Linked DNA regions of Homo sapiens: regions 1 and 3 are each linked to region 2. The links are chromatin loops, found by intact Hi-C in ENCODE. Cell type or tissue: Calu3. All regions are shown on one strand. Links, peaks and the distances in the headings refer to the core of each region. The heading gives the core; the rest is flanking DNA.

What was found. Hi-C counts contacts between places; a loop is a spot of excess contacts. Peaks named below come from ENCODE experiments on the same cell type or tissue, not always from the same donor. Only the 100,000 strongest peaks of a DNase experiment are listed, where the experiment ranks them.
Region 1: it touches region 2 in a loop (6-fold over the local background); 6 of 110 quality-filtered maps call a loop at or near these places.
Region 3: it touches region 2 in a loop (12-fold over the local background); 43 of 110 quality-filtered maps call a loop at or near these places.

Annotation. Positions count from the first base shown.
Region 1 is chr2:3,688,391-3,696,015 of GRCh38, reverse strand. It overlaps ALLC (allantoicase), which reads right to left. Exons shown (of 12, transcript NM_018436.4): 8 at 144-299. It also overlaps the pseudogene GAPDHP48. Among named protein-coding and RNA genes, the nearest start is that of DCDC2C, 11 kb to the left of the region's middle. In Calu3, for the core only: a CTCF peak has its summit at 3,438 (motif pointing left); no DNase peak of the experiment used is centred there.
Region 2 is chr2:3,776,062-3,783,686 of GRCh38, reverse strand. It overlaps DCDC2C (doublecortin domain containing 2C), which reads right to left. Exons shown (of 11, transcript NM_001287444.2): 9 at 4,803-4,871. Among named protein-coding and RNA genes, the nearest start is that of DCDC2C, 76 kb to the right of the region's middle. RefSeq lists enhancers at 2,790-3,009, 2,520-3,020. In Calu3, for the core only: no CTCF peak of the experiment used is centred there; a DNase peak (open chromatin) is centred at 2,696.
Region 3 is chr2:3,724,974-3,732,598 of GRCh38, reverse strand. It overlaps DCDC2C (doublecortin domain containing 2C), which reads right to left. Exons shown (of 11, transcript NM_001287444.2): 3 at 5,520-5,596. Among named protein-coding and RNA genes, the nearest start is that of DCDC2C, 25 kb to the right of the region's middle. RefSeq lists enhancers at 4,012-4,601, 6,592-7,117, 7,118-7,625. In Calu3, for the core only: a CTCF peak has its summit at 4,288 (motif pointing left); no DNase peak of the experiment used is centred there.

The DNA.
Region 1 (7,625 bases), core at 1,084-6,083, 88 kb after region 2:
AATCCTACACATGGAAGATTAATCTCATCCACTGCTGTGCTTTGAGATGTGCCTTTCCTTTTAAATCACTCTGACCATATTGGGGTATTTAATGCCGGTACCCAGACTTCCTAAATAAGCCAGCTCCAAGAATATCATCTTACCTATTATATTGTTTGGGTGCCCAAACTTAGCATTACTAAATCCTACACAGACACCCCCAAAAGCGATGGCCACTAGGTCTGCAGGTTCTTTGGGGTCAGTTGCAGTCCAGTCTTTTTGTCCAGTACCGAATACTCTAAGTCGTGCAATTCCACCATCTGAAAAGGAAAGGTGCCTTAGTTATTGTTTGTAAAAATGGCTGCTTGTGTATCATACACTACAGGACCCTCCTGTCTTCTCCAGTGTCATCTCTTGGTAGGCTTTGGCCACACCCACCTGCTGTTTCTCAAATACAACAAGCCCACTGCCCCAGGGCCTTTGCACTTGATATTACCCTGTACCAGAACAACTTTCCCAGCTCTCCAAAAGATTACTTATGTTCCTCACCTTAAAGGCATGGCCTCAGAAAAGTCTTCCCTCTCATGCTCTGAAGTTGTCTCCTCCCTCCTCCATTCAGCCACTGCCTGACTCCCCAGGTTACATTTTATCATATCTCTTTGTTATTTACTCCAGAGCTCTAATCACAGCCTGAAATTATCTTTTTAAGTTCCTGCTAAAATCAGTCTCCAATACCCAGAATGCGAAATCCTTGTAGGCCAGACCACTTACCTGTGTTGTTCACTTCTGTACCACTCTTGTATCGTCTCTACCTAGAAGAGGTCTGGGCACATAGTAGGCATTGAAGTTTTTTTCATTAAATGAACAACTCCAAGGTCAAACAGCATTCGGGAAATTCACCATACAGATAATGTTTCGTGCTAGAAATAAGCATCGCTGACTCCCACACAGACTCAGACAAGAGAACCTTATGTTTTTATTTTTACAACACCACCCTGCTTAGCAATGTGATTCAGAATACAAAAGATAATATTCACAAAATCAAATTGCTGCTGAGAACCACAGCAGCCTGAAATTAGGTCTGCAGAGCAGCAAATAGCTACCAAAATCAACTCACAGCATCTGATTCTAGTAGAACGAATGTTTTGTTTCTTCGAATATTAATTGCTAGAAGGTGGAAACCAAGCATTTTTAATATAGAAAATTAATTTAATCAAAATATTGTACTAAAACATGCCCTATATGTTTTTATTTTACAAATTTAGTGAAAATGAGTGATCTGAAAATTTTTTGGTAAAACAATGGAAGTCTTGCTATTTACAACAAATAAAACCAAAAACTTCATTGGCATAAAACCCTAGAAAATATCCTAGAGGGAGTCATTCAGCAGGAGCCGGGTTATGAGAGTAATATCACTGCCATTCTAGTTCATTAAATATTATAATTGGCTTTAATGGCATAGAAGATATTCGTCTGTTGAAAGTGAAGTCGATTTCACATTTTAAAAAATAAGATTCTTCTTTACAGAGTTAATATCCAAACTTGCTTTTAGTCACAGCTGCCAAGGAATCCCAGAAATGACTCTTCATCCTCTGAGTACATCTCATTTAAACCAACCCATTCCCACCCAGTGTGTCCCTGTAACATCAGCCAGGTTTCCCCAGCTTCCTTTCCCTTTACACCTGGATCCCAGGTGGAATCCTCATGGAGCAATTAAAGATGCCAGTAAGAGCTGGGACATGAAATCTGCATGCAGGCATTGCCCATCTCTCCTCTTCAGGCCATCAATGCTGACCAATTAGGAAAGAGCTTTCATGTGCTTAGGGACCCTTCATATTCAACCCAGAAAAGCAGGGCTTCCACTCAGAAACTATTTTAGACCCTCCCTCAACTCGTGAATCCTGTACAAATTGGGTTGGACATATAAAGTTGCTATTTTGGTGGATCAGAAATAGTCAAATAGAAATGTTTATGGCTCTACCAAAATACTTTTGTTGTATGTATCACTATTTTGCAGTTTTTTGTTTTTTTTCTTTTGTTTTCTTTTTGAGACAGAGTCTCACTCTGGTTGCCCAGGCTGGAATGCAGTGGCACGATCTCGGCTCACTGCAACCTCCGCCTCCCGGGTTCAGGCGATTCTGCTGCCTCAGCCTCCCAACTAGCCGGGATTACAGGCACCCGCCACCACACCTGGCTAATTTTTGTATTTTTAGTAGAGACAAGGTTTCCCCATGTTGGCCAGGCTGGTCTTGAACTCCTGACCTCAGGTGATCTGCCCACCTCGGCCTCTTTCCAAAGTTATTTTTCTTATCTGTCTCCCACTGGGTTATTCACTTCATAAGGACAAGGACTCTGTCAAATCTAACAACAAATAGTTATGGAGCTTCTCCTGTGTTCCCCATGCTGTGCTAAGTGTCAGGTGTACAAAAATGACAATCTGGACTCACAGCCCTTTCTTCATGAAGCATACACTCTGTTGGTTCTGCCCTACACATTGTCAGGAAAATGATTTTATGGCCAATGCTCAGTCTGTAGCTCAAAGTAGTTATTCCACAGTGTATGTTAAATTAACAAGTGGGGAAAAGGTCTGACTCTCTTGTAAGCTTTGCTCATTCATTTTCTTGCACTGTTTTTAGAATAGATTATTTCAGTGAGTAATTAATATTAGTAAACGTGTTTAGATCTTTCCATTTTCATGTCTCACTTTAAAGCATCATAACCAGAGAAACATTGCATCTAAAATAAGGTTCCAGAGAACCACTTCTGGCATGACAGCAGGAGAGCTTTGCTGTCCTGTTCCTCAGTGGAGCTGGTAAAATTTAGGGGGGTTGAGGGATGGGAAAACACTTCAGGTCTCTGGAAATGGTCCTAAGGGCATACGGAAAATTCAGCAACATCTATTCAAGAATATCTGCTAAAATTCAGTAAGAACAGTGAGAGTCTGCGGTATTTGAACCAAGACCTCACCTGCACACCCTCTCCCAGATCAGCAAAGTGGAGACTGCAAACAAGTGCAGCCCATGGTTGCAGGGCTGTCTTCCCAGGAGAGGCAGGACATCAGGGCTTCTCATCCTGCCCCTATATGCCTGTTACTGAGGCTAAGCCCTGGGTGAGTGTGGTTGAGAGGCGGGGGCTCCTTTATTTGACCCAGCCCTGACTCATGGGACAGGGTCCTACCTTGAGATATTGGGGCCACAGTGACCCATTCTCATGATCCATAAGGTGGAGGCTTCACACTGAGGGTGAGACATCCCCAGCCCTGCAAACCCTGTAACTCAGCCAGAGGAAACACCAAATCAGAGTTGCTGTTCAGCAACACCATGTTGTAGGAGGTTTGTTCCACAGGTCCCCTAGAGACAAACACCTAGCTAACCTTCCCACACCACTAGAATATGCTCCCTGGGACCTCCCCTATTCTGATGGGCAGTAATTTGATTGCTTACTACAAATGAAGCAATCCTGGACTTAAGGTGCCATCTAGTGCTGAAAAGTAGGCAGCTACCTAGCAGGAAATAAAATCAACAGGAAATTTATAATGATTCTCTAAGCTAAGCTTGTCCAACACATGGGCAGTGGGTCTTATGAAGCCCATGGTGGCTTTGAATGTGGCCCAACACAAATCCATAAACTTTCTTAAAACAGTATGAGATTGTTTTGCAAAATTTTTTTGGCTCATCAGCTATCGTTAGTGTTAGGGCATTTTATGTGTGGCCCAAGACAATTCTTCCTCTTCCAATGTGGCCCAGGGAAGCTAAAATATTGGACACTCCCTACATCTAAGCAAATATATTCAACAAAAACTGAAACAACCCAGAAAGAAAAGACTGGAATAAATAACTAATGCTTCAATGCACAGGCATAGATGTATACCCATAAGAAACAACAGCAAAGAACTATGACATCCCCAAATGGACAAAGCAAGGAACCAGTGACTGATCATAATAAGACAGTGATATATGAACTCTGTGATCAATAATTCAAAATAGCAGTTTTAAGGAAACTCAGTGACCTCAAAGATAACACACAAAAGCAGCTTAGAAGTTTATCAGAGAAATTTAACAAAATTTCAATAATTTTTTAAAATCAAACAGAAAACTTTGAATGGAAAAACGTATTTGCTGAACCAAAAAATTCATTAGAGGCTCTTAAGAATAGAATGAAGCAAGCAGAGGAAAGAATCAGTGAGCTCAAAATGGGCTATTTAAAAATACACAGAGGAGAAAAAAATGAAAAGGAATAAAGATTGCTTACAAGATATAAAATATTACCTCAAAAGATCAAATCTAAGAATTATTGGTGTTGAGGAGGGAGTTGAGCAAGAGCAAGGGGTAGAAAGCTTATTCAAAGAAATAATAGAAAACTTTTCAAAACTTGATAAAGACATAAATATCCTGGTACAGAAAGCTCAAAGAAATGGATTGTATCCAAATAAGACTACTCCAAGGCATATAAAAAATCCTAAAGGTCAAGGACAGGCTGGGTATGATGGCTCATGCCTATAATTCCAGCACTTTGGGAGGTCAAGGTGGGTGGATTGCTTGAGCCCAGGATTTTGAGACCAGCCTGGGCAACATGGTAAAACCCCATTTCTACAAAAAAAAAAACAAATACAAAAATTAGCCAGGCATGGTGGTGTGCACCAGTGGTCCCAGCTACTTGGGATGCTGATGTGGGAGAATCATCTGAGCCAAAGGAGGTTGAAGCTGCAGTGACCTGTGATTGCACCACTGGACTCCAGCCTGGGTGACAAAGTGAGACCCTGTCTCAAGAAAAAAAAAAAAAGTCAAGGATAAAAATATCCTAAAAGCAGCAAGAGAAAAGAAGCAAATAACATAAAGAAGCTTCAATTCATCTGACAACAGACTTCTCAATGATAACCATACAGGCCAAAAAGAAGTGGGATGACATTTTAAAGTGCTGAAAGAAAAAAATACTGCCATCCAAGAATATTGTATCTAGAAAAGCTATCTTTCAAATATGAAAGAGAGAGAAAATCTTTCCTGGATAAACAAGAGCTGAGAGAATTCACCACCACCAGTCTTAAATGAAATGCTAAAGTTCTTCCATTTGAAAAAAAAAAAACACTAATGTGCAAAAAGAAAACATTTGAATTTATAAAACCCACTAGTAAAATTAAGTGCATTAACGAACTCAGAATACTCCAACACTGTAATTATAGTGTGTAATTCACTCATAACTCTAGTATGAAGTCCAAAAGACAAATCTATCAAAAATAATAATCTTTTTGTTGATATCTTTAACAGGTGTTAAAAGATAGGCAATATAAAAACATGCAAATTGAGACAACATGAAGTCAAAATGTGGGAGGAGGGATAAAGTTAAAAATGTAGAGTTTTTTTTTGTTTTTCTTTGTTTATTTCTATTTTTTTCTTTGTGATCTAAGATGAGTTGACATCTCTTTAAAATAACTTGTTATAAGATGTTTTTATAAGCCTCATGGTAACCACAGTGCAAAAACCTATAATAGATTTGCTAAAAATAAAAGTCAATTAAAACATACTATCAGAGAAAATTAGTTAACCACTAAGGCAGAAAGAAAGAAAAGGAAAGGAAAGGGAGGGGAGGGGAGGGGAGGGGAGGGGGGGAGGGGAAGGGGGAGGGGAGGGGAGGGGGGAGGGGAGGGGAGGGGGGAGGGGAGGGGAGGGGAGGGGAGGGGGAGGGGAGGGGAGGGGGGAGGGGAGGGGGGAGGGGAGGGGGGAGGGGAGGGGGAGGGGAGGGGGGAGGGGAGGGGGAGGGGGAGGGGAGGGGGGAGGGAAGGGAAGGGAAGGGGAGGGGATCAGAAAACAAGCAACAAAATGACAGTAAGCTCTTACTGATGACAATACTGAATGTAAATGGACTCAATGTTCCAAATAAAAGGTATACTGTTGCTTAATGGACTAAGAAACAAGGCCCAACTATATGCTGCCTACAAGAAACCCACTTGACCTATAAAGACACAAATAGGCTGACAGTGAAAGGATGGAAAAAGATATCTCATGCAACCAGAGGCCAAAAAAGAGCAGGAGTAGCTACACTTATATCAGATAAAATAGACTACAAATCAAAGACTGTTAAAAAAAAAAAAAGACAAGACACTGTATAATGATAAATGGGTCAATTATGAATATCTATGTGTCCAACACCAGAGCTTTCAAGTCTTATATAAAGCAAACATTAATAGATCTAAAGGGATAAATAGACTGCAATACAATAATAGTAGGGGACTTCAACACCTCACTTTCAGTAATGGACAAATCGTCCAGACAGAAAATCAACAAAGAAATAGTGAAGTTGAACTACACACTAGATCTAATGGCCCTAACTGACATTACAGAACATTTTACCCAACTGCTGCAGAATATGCATTCTTTTCATCAGCACATGGAACATTCTCTAGAATAGGCCATGTCTTGGGCCATAAAGCAAGTCTAAACAAATTCAAAAAAGTAGAAATCATATCAAGTATCTTTTCTGACCATAATGGAATAAAACTAGAAATCAATAATAAGAGACACATTGGAAAATACACAAACACATGTAAATTAAACAACATGCTCCTGAACAACAAATGGGTCAGTAATTAAGAAGGAAATTTTAAAAATGCTTGAAACAAATGAAAATGGAAATACAACATACAAAAATATATGGGATACAACAAAGGCAGTACTAAGAGGGAAGTTTATAGCAATAAATACCTATACCAAAGAAGTAGAAAGACTTCAAATTAATATAACAATGCATCTCAATAAACTAGAAAAGCAAGTATAAACCAATCCCAAAATTACTAGTAGAAGAAAAAAATAAAGATCAGAGGATAAATAAATGGCAACTAAAATAATACAGAGGATCAACAAAACAAAAAACTTGTTTTTTTAAAAAGAAACAAAAGTGATGGACCTTTAGCTAGACTAATTACAAAGAGAAAAGACCCCAAAAAATCAGAAATAGAGAAGGATACATAAAAAATGAGACTGGCTCTCTTCTCTTTTCCATTTGACAGACACCTGCATATTTTTATGCAGTGCCAGCTGGGTTCCTGAGGCAACAAGGTGAAAATGAAGGCCAGAGTAAACAAATTTGGCCACATTAAGCACCTGGTCACCAAGGCTGCTTTTAGCTCTGGCAAAGTGGATATTGTCATCATCAATGATGCCTTCATTGACCTCAACTACCTGGCCTACATGTTCCAGTAGGCTTCCACCCATGGCAAGTTCCACAGTATCATCAAGGCTCAGAATGAGAAGACTGACATCAATGGAAATCCCATCATTATCTTCCAGGAGCAAGATCCCCCCCAAAATCGAGTGAAATGACAGCGGTGCTGATTATGTTGTTGAGCCCACTAGAATCTCCATTACCATGGAGAAGGCTGAGGCTCACTTAGAGGGGTAAGCCAAAAGAGCCACCATCTCTGCCCCCTCTGCTGATGCCCCTTATGTTTATGTGGGGTGTGAATCATGAGAAGTATGAAAACAACCTCAAGATCCTTAGTAGTGCCTCATACACCACCTACTACTTAGCCCTTCTGGCCAAGGTCATCCATGACAACTTTGGCACTATGGAGGGACTCATGACCACAGCCTATGCAATCACTACCACTCCGAAGACCATGGGTGCCCCTTCTTGGAAACGTTGGCAGGATG
Region 2 (7,625 bases), core at 809-5,808:
ACACACTGGTCACCTAATATCTTCCAGAGTCTCTATCAAGCTCAAGATCAGTTACTCCTGTGTGCAAGGTGATATGAAAGGCACTAACGATGACACCAAAATGAATTAAGTCGAGACTCTTCCTTCAGAAAATGTAAGTCACTCAGAAGAGACAGTAGACGTACACAAACAGCTCTAATTAAAGCCAAACTGTGCTTTGGACGGCGTAGGAAGGACAAACAAAATACTAGTGGAGGTTAGTGGAGGAAGAGATGCTCCCTGGGGAAGAAGGATCCAGAGAGCCGTAAGGACGAGGCTGGCTCTGCAGTGAGCCCTGGAAGTGGGTGAGAGCTGGAAAGGCAGAGGTGCAGCAGGCATCAGGCACAGCTCCGGATAGGCCAGAACATGCACAGGATGCTCTTGGAGGAAGAGAAAATCATAACCCCAAATCAGAGTCCATCTCCCACTCCCTCTTCCTGTCCCTCTCTCTCTTTATTGAATACACAAAATTACCCATGAAATTTTTATACAGCTTTTTCAAAAGTATGAAACACCTAAATACTATTTGAAAGGTCGATAACTGAGAATCAGAGAAAAACCTGAGTCACACAATACCCGACCACTCCTATGCATAACCCTTCTCTAAAGCATCCCTCCAGAGCTGGCTACAGACCGCACGGAGATACTTCCAAGGATAGGAAGCTCGTGTCATCCTTGGAGAGAGCCCTGAGCACGTGGCCTGTGGATACATTTTTTGGCATTGCCATTCATACTTTCCATCTTGCTTTGGAAAGGGATTGAACCTTTTCAAAACCATTACGCATTGCTTTACAAACTTTGCAGGTAGCGTAAATTAAACAGTGCTGCTTGCACATAAGATGTTTTAGAACCAATGAGTCCAAACAAATCAAGCACTAAGAACTGGAGAAGGCCAGGTGCGGTGGCTCACGCCTGTAATCCCAGCACTTTGGGAGGCCAACGTGGGTGGATCATGAGGTCAGGAGATTGAGAACCAACCTGGCTATCACAGTGAAACCCCGTCTCTACTAAAAACACAAAAAATTGGCCAGGTGTGGTGGCAGGTGCCTGTAGTCCCAGCTACTCGGGAGGCTGAGGCAGGAGAATGGTGTGAACCCAGGAGGCGGAGCTTGCAGTGAGCCGAGATAGCACCACTGCACTCCAGCCTGGGCAACAGAGCAAGACTTCGTCTCGAAAAAAAAAAAAAAGAACTGAAGAAAATCCCAGTGTTCCAATGTTAATAACATTCCATCTTTAAGGATGAAAAATGTTATTACAGTGCCCAATATCGTCAGAATTGTAGTGATTGTATAATTAACATGTTTAAAATATTCTGAGGATGAGGAAGTGTCATCCAAAAGCACAGTTCTATTTTTGCTTTTGATTTTGATTGCTCCCACTTCTATGCTATTGACATACATAATTATAAAATGAATGCACCCTGAGCTGTGGCGTGAGGAGGATCCCATCATAATACTTGCATCTGAACAGCTCCTTCAGGCCGGGATTGTTTTAAGTGCTTCAAATGACAACACAGTTGGAGCTAGGCAAAGCAAGGAACGGGGAGTTAGCGCAGGACAGGGAGGTGGCACAGAGTTTCGGTGTGAGGGGACGAAAAGGTGTTGGAACCAGACCATAGCCGTGACTGTGCAACACGGAGAACGTGATTAATGCCGCTGAACTGCACGTTGAAAATGGTTAAATGGCAAATTGTATTTATATGTTACCACAAAAATAATTTGTATTCTACCACAAAAATAACGTTTGTGATCAAGCATCAGAAATCTTTTCTATATATAGTAGTAATTGTTGTTGTTTTTCTTTCCAGACAGAGTCTCTCTCTGTCACCCAGGCTGGAGTGGCACAACTGTAACTCACTGCAGCCTCAACCTCCTGGGCCCAAGCAATCCTCTCACCTCAGCCTCCCAGGGAGCTGGGACTACAGGTGCACACCACTGCACCTGGCTACCTTTTTTTATTTCACTAATTTTTTGTAGAAACAGGGTCTCACTATGTTTCTCAGGCTGTTCTCAAACTCCTGGCTTCAAGCAATCCTCCTGCATTAGCCGCCCAAATTGCCAGGATTACAGGCATGAGCCACTGTGCCTGAACAATACATATTTATAAATAAAGTTTATAATATGTCTTCTTACAACTTTGCAAGGTAATTAGCATTTTACTCCAGGATTACATATTTAAGTAACTTCATCATAGGCAACTGAAAGCAAATCTGCAGATATTTATTAAACACCTACTGTATATAAGACACTGAATGATACATAAGTTGACAGGACACAATCCCGGTCTTTGAGGAGGTCAAGCCGGCAATCATATGCCTAAAATTTTTAATATCATCAATATCAAATAAATGTCATATGATTAATTTGTCAAATGAATGTACAAATGAAATGCCAAGTGAACTACAGTTCATTGAGAGCAGGGTTAGCTCACCGTGGCCTATTGGCCAGGAAGGGCTAATTGAGTCCTGCTTCTTTTTCATTGTTATTACAGCTAGTATAATGCATATAAAACGCTTGCTCTTCTTGAGCCCTCAAAAACGTGGGCCAAATTTTAGGGCCAATTACCTTCAACCCCATGAGTTGCTTCACATCAACAAAGGTTTGTTTCAGTCATGTTAGAAGCAAAGACTGAGCTGTTAGAACTGAAACACTTGAGCCACCCTGCACCCCTTGAAGCAGTAGGTGGCGCCAGCGAAGCAACGGTATCTACGAGGGACACAGTGTGAAGCCTGATACAGGAAATACCTCTTCCGGAAAGTTATATATAAATAACCAGCAAGGTTCACTGGAAGAAGAAAACACAGCCTTTGGAATCGCTCAAAACGAGCTTCAAATCCAAGCCCCATCACCTCCTGCGTGACGCCGACAAGCTACCTAAACTCCCCATCTCATTGTTTTTAATCTTGTTTATTCTGCCTTCCTTAAAGATCGACTGTGCAGTGGAGACAGGGCTGGGTATGTGGGAACGGCTGCGCAGTGCCTGGTGCACGGTGAAGCTCGGGATGCCTTCGTTTGCTCCCCAGCCCTCCCTGTCCTGTCTCCCGTCATTAATGTTCAGGCAAGAGAACCAAGGTATGGCTGTCCCTATCACCTTTTAGATCCTTGGCCCGGATACCTGAGGACTAGGTGCTTGGGTTTGCCATTGAATTCCAGTGATAGTGCTTACATTAAGAAAGACATTTTGATTCACTCTAAGAAATTAAATCTGCTACTGGCTGTTATCAAGTCACTAATACGCATGGATCCCCCCAGCAGCCTGAGTAGATTTCCGTAACAAGTCAGTTAAGCACAGATGACAAATTCAACCGCCAGTGTGCACAAGGGATTCAGGGGACACCACAAACTCACGGCAGTCAGAAGGCCTGGATCATATCGCTGTTGAAATATGCCATTCACATAAGAGCACCCTCTCCTTGAGGGTAAGCCAGGTAAGCCGGTGGCTTGTTTGCCCCTCTTAGCCTAATGCTCTAAGACAAATGTCTGCACTGTCACTCCTGCTCTCAGAACACACTCTTACCCTCGACGGAGGGTGCCAAAGAAATAAAAAACTGTCTTTGCTCTTCGTCTGACAGTCTTCCCTACTCATCCAGATACAGACAGGATACCTTTCCACAATTATCCAGGAATATAAAGAAGAATGAGCTGTTTTACAAGTGTATTCTGTTTGACTCTCTGTTTTAGATCAGAAGCTGCTTTGGTGTTTTCTAAAAAACCTGAACTAACTTCCTGAGGACCCATATCCCTTCCAACAAACACCCGTTCCAAGTTGTGTCAGGCGCCGGGGGTGACCTGCGTGGCTCCAGCACCCTGGCACAAGCTCCCTAGGGGTCACTCCTCCCCTTTCTTCAAGGTGGCAGCCAGGAAGCTGCAGGGCAAGTTTAAGAGCAAAAAAAAGTGACTCCCGGCAAGGCTGCGAGTGTCCCCGCCTGTTTACAGCCCTGGAGGATAAATCAGACTGCAACTCTCAGACTTAATGAATCCGGGAGCTCATTACACAGCCTCCTGTGCGATGATCAATTTACACAGCTCCCTGACTGCCGCCAAACTTTTAAAAACAAGAGACTACCTTGAAACAAAAATAAAGATCCACAGACAGAATTCTGAAAACAAAGTCCTCAAAGTCCACTTCTTAGCTAAAAATGATACATTTAAAGTAAATTCTGTTTTCCAGATACACACATTTTATGTGGACGATAAGTTGCATAATCTCATAGAGGACCACAGACACACGCTCCCTGCATGGAGGAAGTTTCCAGGACATCCAGATAGGAAGAAGACCGAGCAAGAACCCACACTGCCAAGCGTCCTGCGCTGGCTTCCACTGCCATCTGCACACAGGCACCGCACGCCCTCACCCTCGTGCTCCCCGGCGGGACCAGCCACTGACACCACGCCACAAACTACGCCAGTCAGCACCCCAGGTGTCCACTCCACACAGCCACCTGCACACCTGCTGCCTTCCTTCACCTCCCTGGACGTTCCCAGCTAAAAGTACATCTTGAAACTTGCTGGGGGAAAAGTTTTTAGGTTTGTGACTGGAAGTAGAGCGGAAAGTAATTAGGACAAGTGTAGATGTGATTAAAATGACTCATGTAATTGACTGGCACAGGAAACCCGATCGTGTCCACGGCTGCCTGCGAAATGCACTCGCTTCCGATTCCGCGCTGGCTTGTGTTTTGGAAGCGACTTGTGATCTCAGATCCTTTCACCACCAAACGTGAGCTCTGTTCAAAGTGTCAGGTGCCTTAGATCCAAGCCATTAAACACAAAATAAAATGAACTCACCTTGTTGCCCTCAAAATCAGGGGTGTTCTCATGTATCTCTTCATCTTCTTTAACTATCTCAGCTTGTCTCTGGGGAGAAAATACACCACATTTTATCAACTACTTATGTGGAACTCCTTTTAAAAAATCAGAGAGCACGTGAAATAGTGCGACCTTCTAGACCACTTCTATGGGTAGAGCTGGGGAAGTCACTGCAGTTTCTCCAGATGCAGGATGGCATCCACTCTGCATTTTTGTGTTTGGCTCCAAGAAAATGTCAACCTGCTTGGTAAAATTGCTGGAGAAACCTCTTTCTTCTAAGGAGTGGCGTGGGCGCTCCAGAGACCTCTGGTCAGCAGGTGCTTTTGTAATTCTTGGGACACCATGAGGACCCCACCCAGGGCCCTCTGCTCCCTGGTCAGCAGACGCCCTCCACAGCCTGCCTGCCCTCACTCCTCACATAGCAGTGGGTTCTCACTCTCCATGGTTATTTCCTAGTTTTCATGGCACACTGGCAGAAGACAAGGATCTGTCCTAATCTGTGTCCTGGAGCCTCTCCCTGCTCTTGGGGAGAAGCATGTGGTTCTGTGACCAAAGAAAAGACTCTCCAGGACCAACTTCCTTTATATTTCTGTAGCAGTCAGGACAGGCTGATGAGGCTGCAATAACACGCCAACCAAGTATGCGTGCTGCACATGCATGGCAGCTGGCCGGGAGGAGTCCCGTCCACACAGCCACTCAGGAAACCCACTGATGGAGGCCCCGGCGCCTCCTGTTTCCTGACTGCAAAGGAAGAGAAGATGCGGTGTGGGTGCTGCACATGCGTCCAGCTGGCCAGGGGGTGTCCCGTCCACACAGCCACTCAGGTAACCTACTGATGGAGGCCCTGGCGCCTCCTGTTTCCTGACTGCAAAGGAAGAGAAGATGCGGTGTGGGAAATCACACACTGGCTCTTCATGCACCTTCCTGGAACCACTCACCTGTCATCAGGGAAGGCAGGTGGCATGGCCACCCTGAGTCACAGTGGGCAGAGAAGTGAATTCTCACTGTGTGACCAGAGAAAAAGAACTGCCATTAGTAATGAGCCATGAAGACCCAACAGCTCCTGCCAGCTGACCTTGAATGTGCAAGAACAGTGTTCCGTGGCGAGGCAGACGTGTAGGTATGTCTTCAGTATGGCAGACCCCATCAGCCCAGACCTCAGACCTTCTGAAAACTCAGACCAAGGCTGTATGAGCATTATCTTCCTATAGCTTATGTAGAAAAGCAGTCGCAATGAATAAAACTCTATGGTGAGTGCTCAAACCACGTAAAAAAATAAGCTTTGTAAAAACACATTATTTTAAAGAATAATCAACATAATGTCAATCAAAAACATGTTATTTTAAAGAATAGTCGATGTGATATCAATCACTGATTCATTCATTTATTCAGCAAGTATATAGAGGACACCCACCATACTGAATACCACAATGCCAGAAGACACAAGTGATTGTGAGTACAAACAAACAAGGCCCTCAAGAAGTCGAGAGTCTTATAGGGAAGACAGATATTAATTAAATAGTCACACAAACAAAACAACTGTGACAGGTGCTACAAGGAGAGGTACATGGAACAGAAAGAGAATGTAATAGTATTTAACATATATGGGAAAGCAACAAAGACATCCTCTGGTAATTGACTACTAATGTAAAATCTGAAGGATGAAACAATGTTAATATATAAAAACAGATGGGAAAACAGGCCTGGTGCATGGAGCAGCATGTGCACAGCCCTGTTGCAGGAAGAAGCGCTGAGCTTCAGAGTTGCTGGGGGTCAGTGCATGAAAAGCAGGAGTGACAGCAGCAATCTAACCAAAAGAGGATGCTAAGTGGGACCAGAGAGATGGTAACACAGGCAGAGAGGGGTGGAGAGATTCCAGACACATTCAGGAGGTAAAACTACAGAGTCCAAGATGATCAGGATACAGAAGGGTTGAAGAGGTCACTCTCAGGAATACCTCTTCAGTTTCTCTTTTGTCTTACTGAATGGATCTGGGTGTCATTCATGCAGAGAAGAAGGTTTGAGGACAGGGGAAGGAGACCGCGAGTTGCATTCTCACTCTGCTGAGCTTCAGTGTCTTAGGACATCTACAGGAGGTGTTAATTCAGCAGATGTGCATATGTTCCTGGAGGTCACACACACTGACACTGGGGTGATACAGAATTTTATATCACATAGAGAGGACATCCAGAGTGAGAGGAGAAGATGCCCTACCCCTCATCCTTGCTGAAAGCCAGCATCTGATGGCCAGTGAGATGATCAGAAGCCTAAGAGAAGGACAACGAGCGGCCAGAGGGAAAAGGGAAGTCAGGAGTCTCATTTGACGAGATTCTCTTGCCAAAGGAAGACAGCATTGCAAGGAAAAGCGAGTGGCCGGGAGCGCCATGGGTGGTGAAGGTCCCGTGTGACGAGAACTGGGGAATGTGTTGGGTTTGGTGGCACAGAGCGGAAGAGCTGTTTTTTGCCACTATGGACAGAAGCCTGAAGAGATAAAGAAGAGGGGAGAAGATGGAGAAAGTGAGGAGACACCACTCCCTGCAGACCAGCTCCACGCATGAGGGGAGACAGACACGCTCAAAGAGGACTGAGACCAAGAAAGAGTTGTTTTTACTCATAACAAGAGTGATTTCAGCGTGCTCATATGCCAGCCAGAAGGACTCGGGCATGAGAGAAGCTAAAGACACCAAGGAAAGAGAGAAAATTATTAAGCAGTTGATGACACACAGTCCTGAGAGGTTCTGAGCGGGAAAGGATCCAGCATCTGGAAGGAGGGGATATATGGGTAGGAGAGGACGGACCTCT
Region 3 (7,625 bases), core at 1,679-6,678, 52 kb after region 2:
CTTTACACAGTTTGAAAGTATGAGATCTGGTATTTTGGAAATGCCACCATCAGGAAACTAACCTTGAACCCCACACAAGAAAGGCCTTGTGCTGTTTTGTTCATTGCTGTCAAATTACAAGGTGTTCAACCTTTGTCCATGTCTCATGGCTAAATATATATATATTATATCATATATACATAGATATGATTCCGACTGGAAAGCACTCCAACCAGAGATCTCAAACCACAGTTCCATTGACAGCCTCAGGCAGCAGATGACAGCCAGAGGCAGACGACTGTCCCAACAACCGTGGAACAAAGCGGGTGATGCCATGACACAGTTGGCTTCTCTCCGAGATCATGGAACAAGAGCCCATAGATTCTCCTGCCTTTTCATACTCCCTAACAGACTAAATCTTCTCCCACAATTCCTGTATCTTCCTCCCAATTGCATCAACTACTCCTCGGTCCCCCGAACCACATCCAGCCTTCCACTGGGCCCTCCCTGTTTCCCTCCATCTCGATCTGCCTGCGCTTCCCTAGTGCGGTCATCACTCTCTCCTTCTCTTGGCTCACCAAGCAGCAGATGAGACCAAGAGGTGAATTCCTGGGTTTGCACTCACCGCCCCCTACCGTACTCAGTCCTGAAACTGAGACCCCCTTCATAATGGCCTCATCATACTCATACATATGGTCCTGACAGGAAACATCCCATACACACAACCAGAGCAGTCCCCTTCTGAAGTGGCACCAAACTGTAACTTCAAGGCCCCCAAGACTGGGACTATGACATGGCCTCGTGAGCTCAAGAACACGACAGTTCATGGGAAATCAGTCTAATAGACATAGCCTGTCTGTGGGACACAGGGAATCCTCCATGTCCCTGTAGCAAGACACATTCTGTTCTCATGAAACCGGAGCTCAGTGTAAGGGCCAAACTCCCTTTAGACATCATCTTCCTTCAACACCCCATGATGTCAGCATCACAGGAAATTATTTGGCAAAGAGATCAGGCAAATGGAATTGCTGGTTAAACAGGACTAAAAGGCGCAATCAGTGAGAAGATGATGGTTAATGTTACATTTCTCCCTTTGGGATCTACTCCCGGTTAGCTCTTCAAGCCTCTGTCACAACCAGTACAGGCAATGACCAACCCAATTATGCTCAGAAGGGTCATTATTGTGTGTGTGGTCATAAGACATAGAAAATGCTTCCAGCCAGTGGATGGGCTCCTGTCACGTGGCCAGTGCTGACCTTCAAATGGCTAAATGTGACAAACTTCGCAAAGGAGACTCAGAAACGTGAGTGCTGCCCCAGCTGCTGGTCCTGAGACTTGTGGACCAAGCATTAGTGGATGGGAAGCCGTCTTAAGTGGGTTCTGGAAGGACCTGCTGCCTGGAGCCAGCCTGGTAGGGTGGTCTGTCCCTCCCACTGCACCCTCGCCTATGGTGACGGATACACTATAAGGTTACAAAGGGGATCAGCAAAGCTAGCCCCCCAAGAACTGGAAGATTCTGTCTCCCACTTAGGACAAGCTGCTGCATCATTAGCTCCAGAAGTGTCAGAACTTTGTAAATGACTCCACAAAATGGACTAGCCTCAGACTGCTGACTGGAAACCAGGGAGGTGTTCGTGCACGAGTCAGTCCTCAGTGCCACCTGTTTGTAGACGACACTCGAGAGGAAATTTGTCAAGAGACAGTCACAGCAAAGGCTCACACCCAAGACATAGCTTGTTGGAGGCCAAAAGAGTGAGGGCCGTGATCAACTCAGTATACCACTGGAGGCTATATGAGTAAGCAGCAAACTTTCTCATAAATGCAGAATGTTGGCAAACTGACAAACTGCACACGCCACCCAGAAGGACTGCTGAGGGCAGTCACGACCCAGGCGCAAGTGTTTCTTGTGATTAGGCATAATTGAAGCCTGTTAGTAATAATATGAACCTGTGATCAATTAAGCAGCTGACCAGTCGTTATCTCCTTCTCCCTGCTCATTCTACCCAATAAATAGGAAGGGCTGTGGAAGCTCGGGGGGCGGGGGCTGCCTTTGCTCACTAGAAGCAGGGGGCTCTCTTCTTCCCCTGGTCCTTTCCTTAAAACAGTTCCTTTTGTTTTTTGTTATTATTTCTACATTCATCCCTTTGTTCTGTCGTAATGATGGTCTCAAGCAGTAACAGTAGTAACTGTAGCAGTGGCAATCCGACACAATAGCTAACACAGCTTACAACCTCCAGAAAAGCACTGACTTGCATCTCCCTTTAAATAATTTCCTCCACTTACTGGATGGTTTAGGGAGCTCCTTAAGGGACTCGGTTTCTTTATTTTTTTTTAAGAGATGGGGTCTCATTATGTTGCCCAGGATTATCTCAAACTCCTGGGCTCCAGTGATCCTTCTGCCTCAGTCTCCCAAAGTGCCATGATTACAGGCTTGAGCGACTGTGCCTGGCCTCTGGCTTCTTTGTATCCATCCCGATGGTCACGCTTTCATCTCCTGATGCATACCACCCTCGTGGGAGGGTTGTGCTCCTCGGCTGTCTCTCAGCTCCTCCTGAATGCACAGCAGCTGGAAGCAACGGCTGGACCCTTCTCCTCAAGTCCCCCTTATGACAGGTGGTGGTTGTTCTACAAGGAATAGATCTGCTTGTCTTCATGAACAAGAGGAGGGACTGAGTTTCACAGAACTCTGGCCTATGACAACTCTGTCCCAACTCCTGCGCTGAGATACAACCAAACTCTAGCATGCGTCCAGCAGCATCAAGCCACAGCCATAGGATGACCCTAGCCCCGCCACTAAACACCCACCTGAGAAAACCCAGGGCTGCCAGGAACATTTACTGTTCATCCAGCCAACACCTGAGATAGGCCCCTGACCTCTCCTTCTTAGAGCATTGACAAATATGCAGCTCTTGCCATGCAGACACGTTTCCCACACCTAAGATCCTTCCCTTGAACTGCAAGCATCAGGCAGGACAGGGCCTGTCTCCCAGTCTCTGGCGGAGGACAGAATCCTAACTTCCAGAACTGCCAGCTTGCAGACCAGCTGCCTGGCCACCTTCACTGACCAACTCTTTGTACTTTTCCACTTCTCTGATTCTCCTGAGGCCCCACTTGCTCCCATCTCATTCCCCCTTTAAAACGCCCAAATCACTTCCACACAAATCAGAGTGGAACTCAGCTCCTTCCCCAACTCTCAGTAGTTACTAAATAAAATCTGTTTTTGCCGCTTTCACTAATGTCCAGCTGTGTCTATCTTCGACGTCAGTCTCGCAATGAGGGCCAGGACCAATGGCCCCTTCTTCTCCAGTTCTGCCTGGCACAAACGTGCCTCCTCCCCACAGAGGAGCCCTGGGGTGGGCTCTTCTCTTCCCACTCTCCCTCTGGTCTCAGGCTCCCTGTAAAGGGCAGGGAGTCCCCAAGTAAAACCACTCCAGGGCCCAGACAACTTTTGCCAGCTCACTTCTAAATAAACGACAAAAGATCTTTTAAACGCTTTTTCTCCCAAGGCTCATTCACTGACTCAGGGTGTTTTCCACGCCAGTATAAGTGGAATGAGTGAGTGAATCCCTTCCTAAGTGACAAGGGACATCAGAGAGAACACTGGGCAAGAGAAGTGACCTCAGGCCACACGGCTCAATCAGTGCCAGAACCAGGGCTTCAATCTGAGCCTCAACCTCCAAATCAGTGACTTCCAACCCATGCACTCACCACCAGCTCAATCCCCCGGTGACCCCATCAGGGGAGCCCCGGGCTCTCTCTCCAGCATCTGGCTGCTGCAGAACACAGCTCAACAAGCCATTCACTCCCTCGCCAACTCTCCTCTTCACCAGAAAGGGTCACACCCCGCCTTTCTCTCCTGAGCATCTAAGCCTCTGAAAGCCGTCATAACTACTGTTTATGTGTTTTTATAGCGACAAGGACTCCGAGGAACACGATCAGGTTTATTTGTGGTAGGAAGGACTCTGCACTCACATGGATATTTGGGTCCATCTAGTGGAAATTCCAACACACCAAGACAAAGGATGGGCAAATGCTGCAAGACTGTGTTGGTTTCTCATTGAAAAAAATAATCATGTCTGTCCAGTGAGTGAGGATCATTGATGGCCTGGGTCACGCACATAAAATGTGGCTTTAAGGATGGCGTTTTTGTCAAGAAGGACCCACAAACCAACGACGTTCCCTGAGGTTGCTGTATGTTCTGCGGGAAAGACATCACTAACAAAATTCAGAAATACTGTGTCTTATTATTTCAAAACAGCTCTTAGGTACATGAAAAGTGGTGTGGAAAGATCTGTGTATTTAGGTGGCCCCCTTGTGGAAGCTTAAAGTATTTTAAAGAAATGGTCACAGATTTTCAGGAAAAGCGCAAGGGGCCAAGTTTGGCGAATTCTCGGCCACATTTCCTTCCTCTTTCTCGTTCCCAGCCTGAGGATCTGTCGGGTGAATCAGGCAGTTTCCAGCCTCATGAGCCTCCAAGCCCTTGCCTCTCGGGACTGCGAGGGGACGTGGTAGAGGTGACTCTGGCTCACACAAGGCTGGGACCCCCACATGAAGAGCTCAGCATTCTCTGGAAACTCGCTAAAATTCCTTCCATTTAGACTAGAACATGGTAAAATGGAAAGATATCCATGTCAGGGCTTTTAATCACTAAAATGCTAGAACATCCCAATAAAAGGACAGGGGGAAGAGCTGCCATTCAGAGAACTGCTACGCTGTGACAAGCCCTGGGGGGCTGGCTGCAAACATTCCTGAAGCTAACCCTCACCACAGTGTGCTGCATATTCTCAGCCCTGTTTTCCACAATGGGAGACATCCTCAGCCTCAGAGCGAAGCAGCAGGCACAGGTCCCAAGCTGATAAGACGAAAAGCCGGGATGTAAACCAACGTTTCGTTCAAGTCAAGTGTGTGTCTTTTCCCAACCCCAAAAACATAATGCAGGTGGATGCACACAGTGCTCACAACTATCCCCAGTGCCTCCCACTGAGCACCTCGGTGCCTGGCACTGCCAGCGGCATCCCAGGGCAGCGGCCAGTGAGGCTCTAATGCACTCCGTTCCTGTAGCAACACCTGACTTGGATGTGCTGTAGCCCATGAGGGCCTTTTGGTAGCAAGAGGTCAAGGGGCGGGGGAAACAGCTTTTAAATTTCCCTTCAACATGCTGCAGCTGCAACTGCTACATTAAAAAAAAAATCAAAACAAAGCTTCAGAGCCTAAAACTAAGCTGTGTGTATGATGCTCTTATCTTCATATCCCCAGGTGAACTGTTCTGCAAACAACGGCATGGTGATTGGATTGCTTTTCTTTTCCAAAATCAGGGTTCAAGAGGAGAAAGAAAAGGTAGCACATGAACAGCTGAATCAGAGAGAAGGTGGTCTAGGAAAAAGAAATCACCTGTCAGGAAGTGAGAGCACAAGAGAGCAGGGGGAGGGGAGGGGAGGAGGGACAGAAAGGGGGCTGAGGGGCATTTGTCAGGATAGAAAGTATTGTTTTTAGGGAGTTATGGCACAGTTTGATTTTTTCACCCATAATATTATACTCACTTTATATGTCGAGATATACGATGATATGTTTGCCACTTGGAAGGCACATTTATATCACAATGCACCACTGGTTTGATCTGAAAAAGGAAAAAACACACCTGGGAATTCAGTTCAAATTAGCCAACACTCATCAAACTCAACAGTGTGCACAGCACTGCCCTAAAACATAAGAAAGGGGGGGAACCCCTTTGTCAATAGAACACCCAGGGGCGGGTCCAGGAAGGATGCAGAGAGAGGCAGACCAGGTGCTGGGGGAGGAGAAGATGCCAGCAAGTGCAGCGCGAGGGGGTCTGGGGCTGAGGGCTCTGCGCTGCACATGGAGGGAAGTGCAGGGTGCGGGGGCTGGGCTGACGGGCAAAGGTGGCACCAAAGGTTGTGTGTCCATGCTAGGGAGGCTCCCCATGGTCCCCAAGAAGCATGCGTCAATGGCCTACTATGCCGAGGAGCTTTGCTGGCCAAGTTATGGGGCCCCAAGAATGGACATGTCACTTCTGATTTCATTACAAGACTCCAACCAGAATGTCCTGGCCAGGAGGCGGGAGCCCCTCCGCCTTCTCTCCTGTTTGCTGTGAATGCAGCCTGAGAGGCCGGGCCAACCACTATGGCCTGGTGACAGCTTCAGTCTCAGGTCCACTGCAGATAAGACACAAAGGGGGAAAAGAACTACTGAGACCTGTCCCAGGTAAGCAAAGCCTGTCATCCTCACGGCCCTACTGTTTAAGAATGTGCAGAAAAGCAAATGGGGGGAGCTCTGATTGGGAAGGGATGTTAACCCCCAACCCTGTGCTGAGTGACAGGGTCCTGGTCCCACCCACAAGGCTGAGGCTCACCGAGGACATCCCAGCACCTCAGGCCTGGCCTTCCTCTGAAGAGCTGCTCCCCTGTCCACGTTCCATCTCTATATCCCCAGCCCACCAGGATAAGAAGCTTGGGGTCCCTTCACACCTCCCACCCCTGGTTTCCCCTGGATTGGGACCCTGTCTGCCACTGCACACACCTCCACTACAGTCCCACTACCTGGTTCACACACCCCCACCCCCCACATCTCTCACTTGGACGATGGTGACATCCACTCAAGGGATCCTCGCCAGGGTCCCGCTCTGTCACCTCCCACGGACACCATCGTCTTCCCGACAACACCACTGGGTGCAGTCTCCCTCCCGGATCCACCCAGCAGCCTCGTCACTCTCTGCTTGTCTCCCTCCAGGATCCACCTGGCAGCCTCATCTCTCTCTGCTCATCTCCCTCTGGGATCCACCGAGCAGCCTTATCACTCTCTACTCATCTCCCTCCGGGATCCACCTGGCCACCCTCATCACTCTCTGGCAGTCTCTCTCCGGGATCCACCTGGCCAGCCTCGTCACTCTTTGCTCATCTCCCTCTGGGATCCACCTGGCAGCCTCCTCACTCTCTGCTCATCTCCCTCCGGGATCCACCTGGCCATCCTCGTCACTCTGGCGGTCTCCCTCCAGGATCCACCTGGCAGCCTCCTCCCTCTCTGCTCGTCTTCCTCTGGGATCCACCGGGCAGCCTCCTCCCTCTCTGCTCGTCTTCCTCTGGGATCCACCGGGCAGCCTCCTCCCTCTCTGCTCGTCTTCCTCTGGGATCCACCGGGCAGCCTCCTCCCTCTCTGCTCGTCTTCCTCTGGGATCCACCTGGCAGCCTCCTCACTCTCTGCCCCTACACCCTCCATGTTATGCTCCTTCAGCCACCCTGGTCCCCAGCCAGTCCATGTGCTTCCCGGGGCCTCTGCTGCACAACGAGGGTCTCTGCTCGAGCCCCCACAGCCTCTCCACCTCCAGGGCACATGTACACTGCCCTTCCAAGGCCCAGCGCTGGGAAGCCACCCCTAAGCTGACATCAGAATCGATCATCGCCCCCGCCGGCACTAAGCCAAATTCATTTGGTGTCCTTCCTACTGCCTACTTCACACCCACCCAGGAAACTCCCAGCATAGACACCATGGTGCGGGCCCTACCTGCACCCCATCCCCCAGAAGGTCGGGGGCCTGAACCTGTCAATAGGGCCTCCTTCCACACCTAACGCTGCTAATCCACACCCTCCCCTCCAAGCTGCAGCCCCCTCTCCCTTCCCAACCCAGACCCA